Linked DNA regions of Homo sapiens: region 1 is linked to region 2. A link is a contact called in ENCODE Hi-C or POLR2A ChIA-PET data. All regions are on one chromosome and are shown on one strand. The core of a region is the stretch at or near the end of the contact, and the rest is flanking DNA. Distances in the headings are between cores, read along the strand shown. Region 1 overlaps SMAD3 (SMAD family member 3). Region 2 overlaps SMAD3-DT (SMAD3 divergent transcript).

Region 1 (5,917 bases), core at 373-2,872, 150 kb before region 2:
CCAGGAGGCAGAGGTTGCAGTGAGCCAAGATCACGCCACTGCACTCCAGCCTGGGGGATAGAGCAAGACTCTGCCACACACCAAAAAAAAAAAAACCCAAAACACTAAATATGCCCTCATTTCTTTCCCAAAGTACTTATCCTTACCCTGGTTAGTACCAGAGAAACAAAAAGGACTCTGGAAAGAAGGCGGCTATAAATGGGATAACCATGAGGTTATAGTTACTGCAAAAGCATCCAGTTTGGCTCTGAGCTTCCTAGTAGACAAGACAAAAAGGGAACATGACATGGTCTATGGCTCTGGTTGGTGGATGGGCAATGCTTACTAGTTCCTCAGGGAAAACAAAGTTTGTCCTGGCATTAAATCTTAAAAGAAATCTCTCAGGGGGAGGTGGCAACCCCTCCCCTGACCAATCAATCAACTGATCAAGCAAGCAAGCAAATTAAGATCTGGTTTCAAGGATTTACCAACAAATGCAGAAGCAGTTCTATAGAAGGCTCCTCTAGGAGAATGACTACGGGGGGTAAGGTGACACACCCCATTGAAGAGCAGTTTCACCTCTAGGCTGAGCATTTTGCACAGCTGGGGTGGTAGACGATGGCACGTGCCCACGGCCTTCCCTTCAAACAGCCCTGCTCCTGGCCAGATTTCTGAGTCTGTGCTAATCTCTCCTCCCAGTGCAGAGGTGTTGGAGACGCAGGAACCTCCAGCTCCAGCCTTTGTGGATCCCCCTCCCCCACCAGTGTGGTGTCGGCCAGACTTCTCAAGTGCCATAGGGCACTTAATCCATGGCTGGCCCCCTGCCAGCCTAACGCATTGGCTGGCCTCAGTTTTCAGTCCTGTTCCAAGCTGGCACAGACGTTCCATTATGTTTAAGAAAAAGAAAACAGAATAAAACCCAGAAGGCAACACTTGGATTAAGGGATGCCTATTAAAAACATGTGCAAGAGATTCAAATCCCGTAAAGGAAGAGGTGGGGAGGCAAGGGGGGAAATTAACTTTCTCCTATAAATCGAAAGCAAGGAACGGGCAAAGGCCAGGAGCACTGCTGCTGCAAGACGAAAGGTCAAAACAGAAATGGGCTGGTTTCTGCTGGGCCCACCTCACCTGCGGAAGGCAGCTCTTCCTCAATCTAGGAGATTCCACACTCCAGTTCCCATGTTCCTCATCCACCACTTCTCAGTCCTGCCTGGGTCCTCTGCCTGGACTGCCCATCCCCCTCCTCTGCAGGGACTCGATCTTTAAGGCCCAGCTCACACGGCTGTGAAACACTCCCTCACTGCCTCAGTGCAGAATTAACCTTGTGTCCCAGAAACTGTGTACCTGAGTCTCCTATGCTAGAGGATGAGGTCTCTGTGAGCCCACGCCAGCTGTGTCCCAGCACCCAGGGTACTAATTCCAACCTATGTATCTGCGGACTAAAATACCAAACCAAGCTGCACAGAGACCCCCATGCCCTTTTAGCTTATGACCAGCATACTGCAACCAGGAACAGTGGCAAAGTCTAAAAACCGGGCCCTCAGGAGTATGAAGACAGAGCCGACAGCTGACTTCCTGTCATTATGTTGCCTGCCTGTGATTTCACAAGTGTGGGGAAGACCCTGCCTGTGATTTCACAAGTGTGGGGAAGACCGGAGCCAGAGGCTGCATTGTAAAAGAGCCTTGGGCAGCAGCATGAAGATGCCTGGAACTGGGTTGGGCCTCTGCCCTGGGCCGCCGTCCACACTCAGGGCTGGTGGTCTTCGGGCCGCCCTGCCACCACACCTGTGCTCACACATGGGCACAGGGGCTCATGAAGCAGAGGGGAAGCCGGGCCTGTCAGCGTGGAGTCTCACCCAGAATCCTAACCCTGACTCACGGGGCAACTTGCCCCCGATTCACACCTTCCCAGCAGAGGTGCAACTAGGCCAGTGCAAAGTGGCACCCTGGGGGGAGGGTCCTCCCTTTGGAAGAAATAACCTAAGAATTCTCAACTCTCAGGCAAGGTGCCTGAGGAAGCGTCAGTAGGGAGGGAGAACTATGTCAACAGGAGATGCTGCCTTGGGTCCAAGCTCAAGAAACATCCCATCATCCTAGTCTACACAATCTAGAGGGCAATTCACAGCAAACGACCACCTTTCAGTCTGAAGCACTGCATCCGGCATCAGCCACCTCCAAGCTGCCCTATCCCTCTCACTCCAAGCTGCCCCATCCCTGCCTCTCACTCCTGCCACTGGCACTCTGGAAGCCATCACCTCCTTTAACTCCAGCTCAACTGCTCCCTCAGGGCTCTCCCTGGTACATTATTTTCCTCAGTCATGGCTCCGCCCTAATCATCTCACTTTAAAGCAGGGAACAACTTACTCACCAGGCAGAAGCCAGCTCACTACCTTTTTCCTCTCTCCACCTGCCTCCTCCTTCCCCTCCATTTACCCCAATCCTTCCGCCTTAAATGCCTAGGAAATTCCCGGTGACTCACCCAGCACGCTGTGTAATAACAGGAACATCACCTGCTCATATCTCCTGCCCTGCAAACAACGGTCCCAGGTCCCAGGGTCTCCGAGAGCCTGCCTGGGGCAGGATGCTGAGCCAGGTCTCAACCAGGAGTCCCTGCCCCTTACCAGAAGTGGCTTTGCTGGGGCAAGGAGGCTCAACCTTCCCCAGACCTGAGCCCTGGGGCTAACACCTGGAGTGGGGAGGAAATGAAAGGAGAAACCAGATGTCCTCTGCTTTCTTTCTTTTTGTACAGTAATTTCATAATAATCTCTTTAAAGGAAATAATCAGATGTCCTGAGATGTCCCCATTTTTTCCTAGGAAGAGCTCCCTGTGTGCTTGCCTCCATCCTAGGGTTTGGGACGCACTGACTGTGAGTCAGCACAAAGGCTGCGCTGCTGGGTGCCTCCACCTCCCCACCTGGTACTTGCCCTTCAGTGCACTGCTGACTGACTGCAGCCCCTCCCCTCCTACACACTGCTCCCTAAAAGCTCCCCCTTGAAACCCTGATGCCAAATCCAAGGCCTCTTCTTAAATCTCATTTTGCATCTCTGCAGGGCCCGCTTGTAGCCACTGTCCTTCAGGGCTTGCCTCCCCTCTGAGCTGCTGTGACCCCATCATCCCCCTGACCTCAGCCTTCTCCAAGGAACCCCCACCACCCGAGCGCATCTCTGGCTGTCTTTCCATCTTGAGCTGGGTCGGCCTCTCCACTAAATCCATCCACTGGCATGACTTCAGCCAAACTTCATCGGTGTTTCCAGAGTCAGATCTATGGATGGGTAATGGGGCGGTAAGACAGAAGTACAGGAACAGTGATCAGTGCATGGGAGGAAGGCTGGGTCAGACAGGCCTCCTTCTGCAGGCTCCTCAGAGCGTGGCCATGTGAGTCCCTCCTGAGTGGGGGCTGGAGGAGAGGCCACAATACAGGCTTTCCACACTCATTCAACCACCAAACCCCTTCTCTCAGGCCCCGCTATGGGAAAGGCTGCCACATGTGTTCATGGTTTCCAAATCTGCGCCTCCAGCGCCAGCCGCTTTCCTGACTTTCCAACTGCTTCCTGGACATAGTTAAGCACAGGCAACCCACCACCATCTTTCACCCCCAACCCATTCCACTTCCTGGGTGTCCAGCCTCGATGGGGGCATCACCATCATCCCACTTAACGCTGGTCAACAAACCCTGCTCATTCAGGCCCATGATTCCCTCTCAAATGCATTCTCCCAGCTCTGCTACCATTTCTCGAAAGCATTTATCTCAGCCTCCTCCAGAGGAAGAGCTGTCTAAGTGGGTTTTTGTTTTGTTTTGTTTTGTTTTGCCTCCAGTAATTTCCCCTAGAATTTAGATTCCACACAGTGGCCAGATTAATCTTTATGAAGCTGTCATCAGAAAACCTCCCCAATCAAAACCCACAAACAACTTTATTCTATAGGCAAGAGGGCGCTAAGCAGACACTCAGGGGTCTTTTCCCAGTGCCCCACCTGCCATTTCAGCCTCCTTTTCCCACCTTGTCCCTCTTGAGACAACAACCAACCACCATGCCAGCTGTCCTCAGACCACATAATGCCCTTGGACCTGCAATGTCCTTCCATCCTTCTCTGCCTCACAGGGTCCCATCTGTCCTTCAAGGGCCCGCTCACACATGGCACAACCTCTCCCATGTCTCCCCACTCCATCCACACTTTCCTCCTTGGCATATACTATTCCTCCCTCTTCTGGACTTTCTCCCTGGGCACCTGGCACAACGCATTACAGGTGGACATGGACACCTCCAGCTGCCCCCCTCCCCGCCCCCAGGCTGCAAATGTGTAGTGCTCTCCCAGCTCTGGCCCCCAGCATCAGTACATAGTGGGAACTCAGCCAATGTTGACTGAGCGCATGGATACAGAGGAGACGCCTGGCCAGCCTGGAATCCCATCGCTCCATCCCTCGAACCCTCAGAGTACTTCATCTGCACCTCCTTCTTGTTTTAGAATCATTTTTGGTCCTGCCTTATTGATCCCAACAAGGCCGTAGCCCCTCGATGGCTATGTCTGTGGTCCCTCTTCCAATCCCCCACCTGAACGGCAGGCAGACAAGAAGTATCTGGGAATGAGGGAGTGAGGAAGAGGCATACAAGCAGGCAGGGCTTCCCCCCGGGAGCCACAGCCACAGACTTTTACGTCTCCAACGTAAAAGTCAGCAAATGCCTTGTCTGAGCCTTGTTCCTCCAAGTGAGGAAGGTGGGGACAGGTGGTCTAAACGGCCCAGCAAGGCAGTGTCATGCCACAATGGGAGTGCACGCTCTGGAGTGAGAGGGCCTGAGTTCAAAGCCACCTTCTCCATTCACTAGCTGTGAATCTGGGACACATGAGTTCACCAATGTGTTCCCCGGTTTCCTAATCTGTAAAATGAAAAATCACAACGCTTCTGCCTTATAAAGTTATAAAGATCAGGTTAACATGCAGGAAGCACTCCGAATAACAGTAAACAGCAAACTCTCAAGAAATGTTTCCCATCATCATCACCATCTCACCCCCTTCCAGCTATGACACTGGGAGTCCAGGTGACCTTCTGGGTAGGGATGAAGTCAATGGTTTGAATGGGTGAAGGGGAGCACAGGGGCTCATGAAGCAGAGGGGAAGCCAGGCCTGTCAGCACGGTGTCTTACCCAGAAGCCTAACCCTGACTCACTGGGCGACTCGCCCCCGATTCACATCTTCCCAGCAGAGGTGCAACTAGGCCAGTGCAAAGTGGCACTCATTCTCTGCTGGCCAGGCTCGGGGAGGGTCCTCCCTTTGGAAGAAATAACCTAAGAATTCTCAACTTTCAGGCAAGCTGCCCGAGGAAGGGGCAGTAGGGAGGGAGAATTATGTCAACAGAGGATGCTGCCTTGGGTCAGAGCTCAAGAAACATCCCATCATCCTCATCCTAGTCTACACAATCTAGAGGGAAGTTCACAGCAAATGACCACCTTTCAGTCTGGAGCACCGTGTCCGGCATCAGCCACCTCCAACCTGCCCTGGGACTGCTATGGTTTCAAAGGCAAGTGTCTGCTTGGAAGGCTGTTGACTAAAAGTGCTACCTTGGCCCCAGGAGGGTTTTTAAATGCCATAGAAAATAAATCTAAAGCAGCCAATCTCAAAAGCTGAAAGCCCGGAGTCAAGTTCACCATCATGGCCTTTAATTTCTCAAGTGTTAACTTCGCTTCTAGCCTTCAGTTTGTTTTTAATAACTCAGTCCTTTCATATCAGGAATCTGACCTTCCCTCTGCAAAGCCCGGCACTCATGGTGATATTATTTTACAAAAATGTTAAAACAGATCTCCCAAAGTCACATCCCACACTGCCCAGGTCAGCCTGTTCTAAAGGGTTTCAAGCATCTCCTAATATTCCAAATGATGAGTTTCTTCATCTGACGCTGTCAGTCAAGGTCTGGAAGCAAATGGGCACAAAAACCAGTCCAAT
Region 2 (5,525 bases), core at 1,435-3,934:
TGCCTTAGTCTCTCGAGTAGCTGGGATTACAGGTGCCTACCATCATGCCCAGCTAATTTTTATATTTTTAGTAGAGACAGGGTTTCGCCGTGTTGGCCAGGCTGGTCTCGAACTCCTGGCCGCAAGCAATCTGCCTGCCTCGGCCTCCCAAACTGCTGGGATTACAGACGTGAGCCACTGTGCCCAGCCTGTATTTGTATATATGCAGTTTTGTAACTTACTTCTTCCACTTACAAAATGATAAATTTTCCATGTCATTAAGTTTAAAAAAAGAAAAAAAAAAGGGCAAGTCATATCAGGTAGGAGGACTGGCATGAGCAAAGGCATAGAGGTACGATAATGCAAAGGAATTCTGGAAAAAGTGAGGCGCCCAGAGCAGCTGGAGCACAAATTGCAAGGAAGAATGTAGTGGGAAGTGTCAACCCTGACAGTGGCCAAAACAAAAAGGGAAACACAGAAAGGACAAGAGTTCTGTTTATTACAAAGGAGTTAAGAAAGAGCACATGTTGGCCAGGCGCGGTGGATCACACATTAATCCCAACACTTTGGGAGGCTGAGGTGGGCAGATCACCTGAGGTCAGGAGTTCAAGACCAGCCTTGCCAACATGGGGAAACACCACCTCTACCAAAATATACAAAAATTAGCTGGGCGTGGTGACGTGTGCCTGTAGTCCCAGCTACTGGGGAGGCTGAGGGGGAGGATTGTTTGAACCCGAGAGGTGGAGATTACAGTGAGCTGAGATTGTGCCACTACACTCCAGCCTGGGCAACAGAGTAAGACCCTGTCTCAAAAAAAAAAAAAAAATACATGCTCTAAAGCCTGACTCCCAGAACGTGAGCCCTTGCTCTGCCAGTTACTAGCTATGTTGCTTTGGCAAATGAGTTAACCTCTTTATCATTCAGTTCCTCTATTTGTAAAACAGGAACAATCATAGTGCCTACTTCATAGGGTTGTTGTGAGAATTAAATGAGCTAATAATGTAAAGCACTTAGAGACTGGCATGTTGTAAACTCTGAATGAAAGTTATAAATTATTTTTATCAATGTTTTTTCCTGGCTGAATTCTAAGTTGAATTTATCTTGAGCATCTGTATGCAAAGAGCTCTGAGTAACATAAGGGATAGTTTTCTCAATAAATGTGATAGTAACCGTGGCTGCATTCTCAGTAAGGCTGTGTCTTAACGTCTCCTGGAAGGAAGCCAAGGTCAGAAAGGGGCTCTGTGAGAGAGCTAGTGCTCATGTCCAGGCCCAGGGCTTCCTAACTGCCTGGCATGTGCCAGGAGGGTGTGTGCAAAAGGCCAGGAAAGGAAGGACTTTCACTCCCTTCCCGCTTGCCCTCTCTCTCCCTGGTCAGGCCATCCTTTCAGCCTGGCTGTCGGCCTGAGCCATTTCCTGTTTCCTGAACATTTATCTTCTGCACATTCATGCTTTTTTCTCATATTGTCCCCCGGCCTGGAATACCTCTTTCTTCCAGAATCCTACTGGCAAACTTCTCCTTGTCTTTCAAAACTCACTTCAAGAATAACCATTCCTTCCTCTGGCATTCCCAGACTCTCCAAGTTCTCCTCTGCTTGGAGGACTCTGTACCTCCCTCTCTTCTGTGATGTGTGATGGTGATAATGGTGATGAAGATAATGGTGATGGTAGCAATGAAAATAGTGGCAGCTTACCCTGACAGACCACTTACCAGGCACTAGGGTAAGTGCTTTGCAAGCACTGTTCCAATTAATTTTTACAGCAATCCTATAAGGAATTGCTATTTGTATACTAATTTTATAGAAAAGGAAACAGGAGCATAGAATGAGTGGTTAAAGAACTTGCTCAAGCCACACAGCTGAGAGTAAAAGAACTAGGATTTGTACACAGAGAGTCTGTTTTCAGAACTAGCACCCACAACCGTTATGCCTAGCTGCTTCCCTGTGTTATTTTTACTGTTTCTACTGTTAGGATTATTACTGCTTGATGATGGGTTTCTCTCCTTTGTCCTTACATTCTCAGGACCTGGCACCAGGCCTGACACCCAGCAGGCACAGAAGAAATACTTGCCACTATTCAGTCTGGCAGTTCGGTTCAGTTAAAACGAGTCAAGGCTCATTTCAAAGACCTCTTCTTCCATGCTGGCCCTCCTGATCACCCTGAGCAGATTTGAGGACTCCTTTCATGAGCCCCTGTGGCTTTGCTCTTCTCATTTAACTCTCACCCAATTTCATGAGGTGGGCATTGTTCCCACTTTATAGACAGAAAAACTGAGGTTCAGACCTGGTAAGGGTTCGTGGTGGGGTTTGACTCCATTCATTCTTCCCTTCACACTTTCCTTTTAGTGTCTCCCCTATCCTTGTATTTGCCACTCCCAAATCCTTAGCACAGAGCCTGGAGCACAGTAGGCCTGCATTAAATGTCTGCTAAATTGAAATGAACTGAATTAGGGTGTGGGTGGCCCAAGAAAAATGTGCCACGACTCAGGCATTTCAAGCAAAATGCATAGTTTCAAAACCCAAGCATGGAGGAGCCTGCTATTTTTGGATGGCCTTGCACAAATGTTGTGTGGGCTTCCTTTTTGCTACTAAATGTCATTGCATTACTTTCCTAGTTTCATTCTCCTGCCTGGGCTGGGGAGGATTATGCAAGCGGAGCCTGGGAATGAGTCATCTTTCCCTCAGCTGCCAAACTGTCCACGATTGCCATGATATGGTACAATCTTTTTTCTGCCTCAAGCTATTTGTGGGTGGTTTTGTTTAACTTTTACAGTCTTTCTTTCTTTCCTTCTAATTTTGCTTATCCTTGTCTTTTTCTTTGAGATGGGCCATAGGGTACTGACGGCCTTTAAAACTCTGGCCCCTCTGTGTCTGCAAGCACAAATCCATCTACCTGCTATGTAATCCACGTGGGGAAGAAAGCCCTTCTGGTGATGACATTGTGAGGTGCTGACCCATAAGGAAAGTGGGACAATCTTTCTAGGGTGGATGGAGGTTCCCTTCCACTGGGCCAGCTGCCACCACCCCTCCCCCAAGCCTGCTGGGAAATTCTGGGAAGCCCAGAATTGGGCTTCCACACCCCACACTACAGCCATGCCCTTCACACTCCTACCTGGGTCTGTTTCCTGGATTTGTTGAGGCTGGTCTCTTCACTTCCAGTATGACCCTGTGGCCTTAGCCAGGGCAGCTCTGGGGCCAGCCCCCCGCCCCCACAGGAGGAGCCAGGCTGACCCAGCTGAGGGCTACACAGGAGGGAAAGGCCCAGTGCCCAAGGGGATGACAGGTGTGTGACAACGTGTGTGCTGCAGGCATAGTGCTGGGTGCCAGTAGAAAGAGTGACTTGCTCTCCAGCTGTGTAAGTGCTTCTAGCCTCAGGCTGATCGATCAGTGAACCAGGCCAAGGTTGGAGCTGTAGGTGAAACCAGTGGATCCACATGTGAGGGCTGCGGGAGGTGGAAACAGGGGCCGGTGCTGGGACCTTCCTAGATGAATAGCAGCTACAAGCAATGGCCAACCCATTGCTCAAATGGAGGCCTGTTGGGCACTCGGGACCTGAGTTCAGCAGGAATCATTGAGAGCATCTTGATAGTCTCTCATAACACTCACCATGTGTGCCATACTTGATAAATTTCCAGAGCACTTTCCATACATGCCCTCAAATGATGCTGGACAACAGGTGCCCAGCAATCCAGGTTCGAGAAGAGTCAGCCCTGCCTGCTCCTTTCCCAGCTCCAAGGCTCTGGTCTCCCCTTCGCAAGCAGGAGAAGAGTTGAGAACATTTGGAAACCACATGCAGGAGCACCGAGAGTCCTGGATTAGAAGGGAGAGGAGTTGGCCAGGCGTGGTGGCTCACCCCTGTAATCCCAGCACTTTCGGAGTCCGAGGCGGGCGGATCATGAGATCAAGAGATCGAGACTATCCTGGCCAACATGGTGAAACCCCGTCTCTACTAAAAATGCAAATATTAGCCAGGCGTGGTGGCGCACGCCTGTAGTCCCAGCTACTCAGAAGGCTGAGGCAGGAGAATCGCTTGAACCCGGGAAGCGGAGGTTGCAGTAAGCCGAGATCACGCCACTGCACTCTGCAGAGCGAGGCTCCATCTCAAAATAAATAAATAAGTAAAGGAGAGAAGTTCTGGCAGCTCATGCTGTGTGCCTATGGGAAACTCTCCTAACCCTTCTGAACCTCAGTTTCCCTGCCTTTAAAATGGTGGTAATAATATAATTGAGAAATGAGCTAACAGTGATTCATAAAACATTTGGTGTCACTCTTCCACATAAAACCCTCCAGTGACTTTCCATTTCAGTTGGAGAAAAACCCAAAGGGCTTGCAGCAGCCTGTGAAGTCCTGCATGATCTACCTCTACCCCCACTTCTCCTCTGATCTGATGTCATCCCTGGTCTTCCAAATACACCAGCATCATGCCCACCTCAGGGCCTTTGCACTGACTGTTTGCTTTGCCTTGGGCACTCTTTTCCCAGGTGTCAGTACAGCACCTCTCACCTCCCAGGTCTTCACTGAAACATCAGCTTTGAGTGAGGCTTTCCAAGAACTCTCTGAAATGGCAACACCTCTTCCCCACACACCCTGCCCCCTCCACTACTTAATTTTTCTCTATGGCTCTTAACACCCTCACAGAGTATATATCTTACTTACTTTATTTATTATCTGTCTCACTCCACTAAAATATTAGCTCCATGAGGGCAGGACTTTTTCTGTTTTGTTCTCTACTGTAACTCCAGTGCCTAGAATAGTGCCTGGAAACACATAGTAGATGCTCAATAAATATTCTCTGAATGAATGAAGTAGTAAATGAACAAAGGGGTCTTCAGTACTATTATTCTAGAGTGGAAGTAGCCAGCCCCCGTCCCAGCAACCTAACCCCATTAAGGCCAAGGTCCTGGGGTCTTCTGTGTGCCACAAGCTCCCAGGGAAACTTGCAACCTCTTCCATCTCACAGCTATTCTTTTTATTTTATTTATTTATTTATTTAGAGATGGAGTCTCTCTCTGTCGCCCAGGCTGCAGTGCAGTGGCGCGATCTCGGCTCACTGCATGCAACCTTTGCCTCCCACGTTCAAGTGGTTCTCCTGCCTTAGCCTCCCAAGTAGCTGGGATTACAGGCGCCTGCCACCAGGCCTGGCTAATTTTTGTACAGACAGGGTTTCACCATGTTGGCCAGGCTGGGACTCGAACTCCTGACCTCAGGTGATCCACCCACCTCGGCCTCCCAAAGTGCTGGGATTACAGGCATGAGCCACCGCACCTGGCCCTTCACAGCTATTCTTAAGCCCCAGTTTGATCAAACAGAGCGTCAGTACATCATGTGGTAGATGATTGTTCCTTGAACATCATGCTAATGGCTTGCTACTGACAAAATGGGCACAGAAGAATCAACTGGGATGGGAGAAGCTTCTTCAAGTGCCCAGTTTCCTAAAGGGAGGAACCATCAGTTTGGAAGAAATGGATCAATCTTTTATGACTGGCTGAGTTGGCAAGCTGTGTCACTCCTCTTCCTGTCTGTCTGTAGAATGGAAGAGCAGGTTTGGAG

Evidence for each region. A loop is a pair of places that touch in the nucleus more often than their neighbours do. ChIA-PET counts read pairs that join two places held with the same protein, here RNA polymerase II (POLR2A). Pooled maps may share reads with other maps.
Region 1: a loop to region 2 is called in a pooled map, with 7 times the contacts of the local background. The contact joins two enhancer-like sites. A Hi-C loop is called at or near these places in 1 of 168 maps with a recorded cell type or tissue (CD4-positive, alpha-beta memory T cell) and 7 of 50 pooled maps. POLR2A ChIA-PET finds 5 or more read pairs at or near these places in 7 of 52 experiments (GM12878, H1, IMR-90 and 3 more).

Annotation. Positions count from the first base shown.
Region 1 is chr15:67,171,601-67,177,517 of GRCh38, reverse strand. All of the region lies in intron 5 of SMAD3 (SMAD family member 3), which reads right to left. Among named protein-coding and RNA genes, the nearest start is that of SMAD3-AS1, 28 kb to the right of the region's middle. RefSeq lists an enhancer at 1,416-1,465. Within about 2 kb of position 1,622, at least 26 of the 41 ENCODE cell types and tissues checked have a DNase peak (open chromatin) inside an H3K27ac peak, as active enhancers do; they include Panc1, where a contact is called at or near this core.
Region 2 is chr15:67,021,675-67,027,199 of GRCh38, reverse strand. The region is part of intron 2 of SMAD3-DT (SMAD3 divergent transcript); the gene reads left to right. Among named protein-coding and RNA genes, the nearest start is that of SMAD3-DT, 40 kb to the left of the region's middle. RefSeq lists an enhancer at 1,235-1,529. Within about 2 kb of position 2,684, at least 29 of the 41 ENCODE cell types and tissues checked have a DNase peak (open chromatin) inside an H3K27ac peak, as active enhancers do; they include Panc1, where a contact is called at or near this core.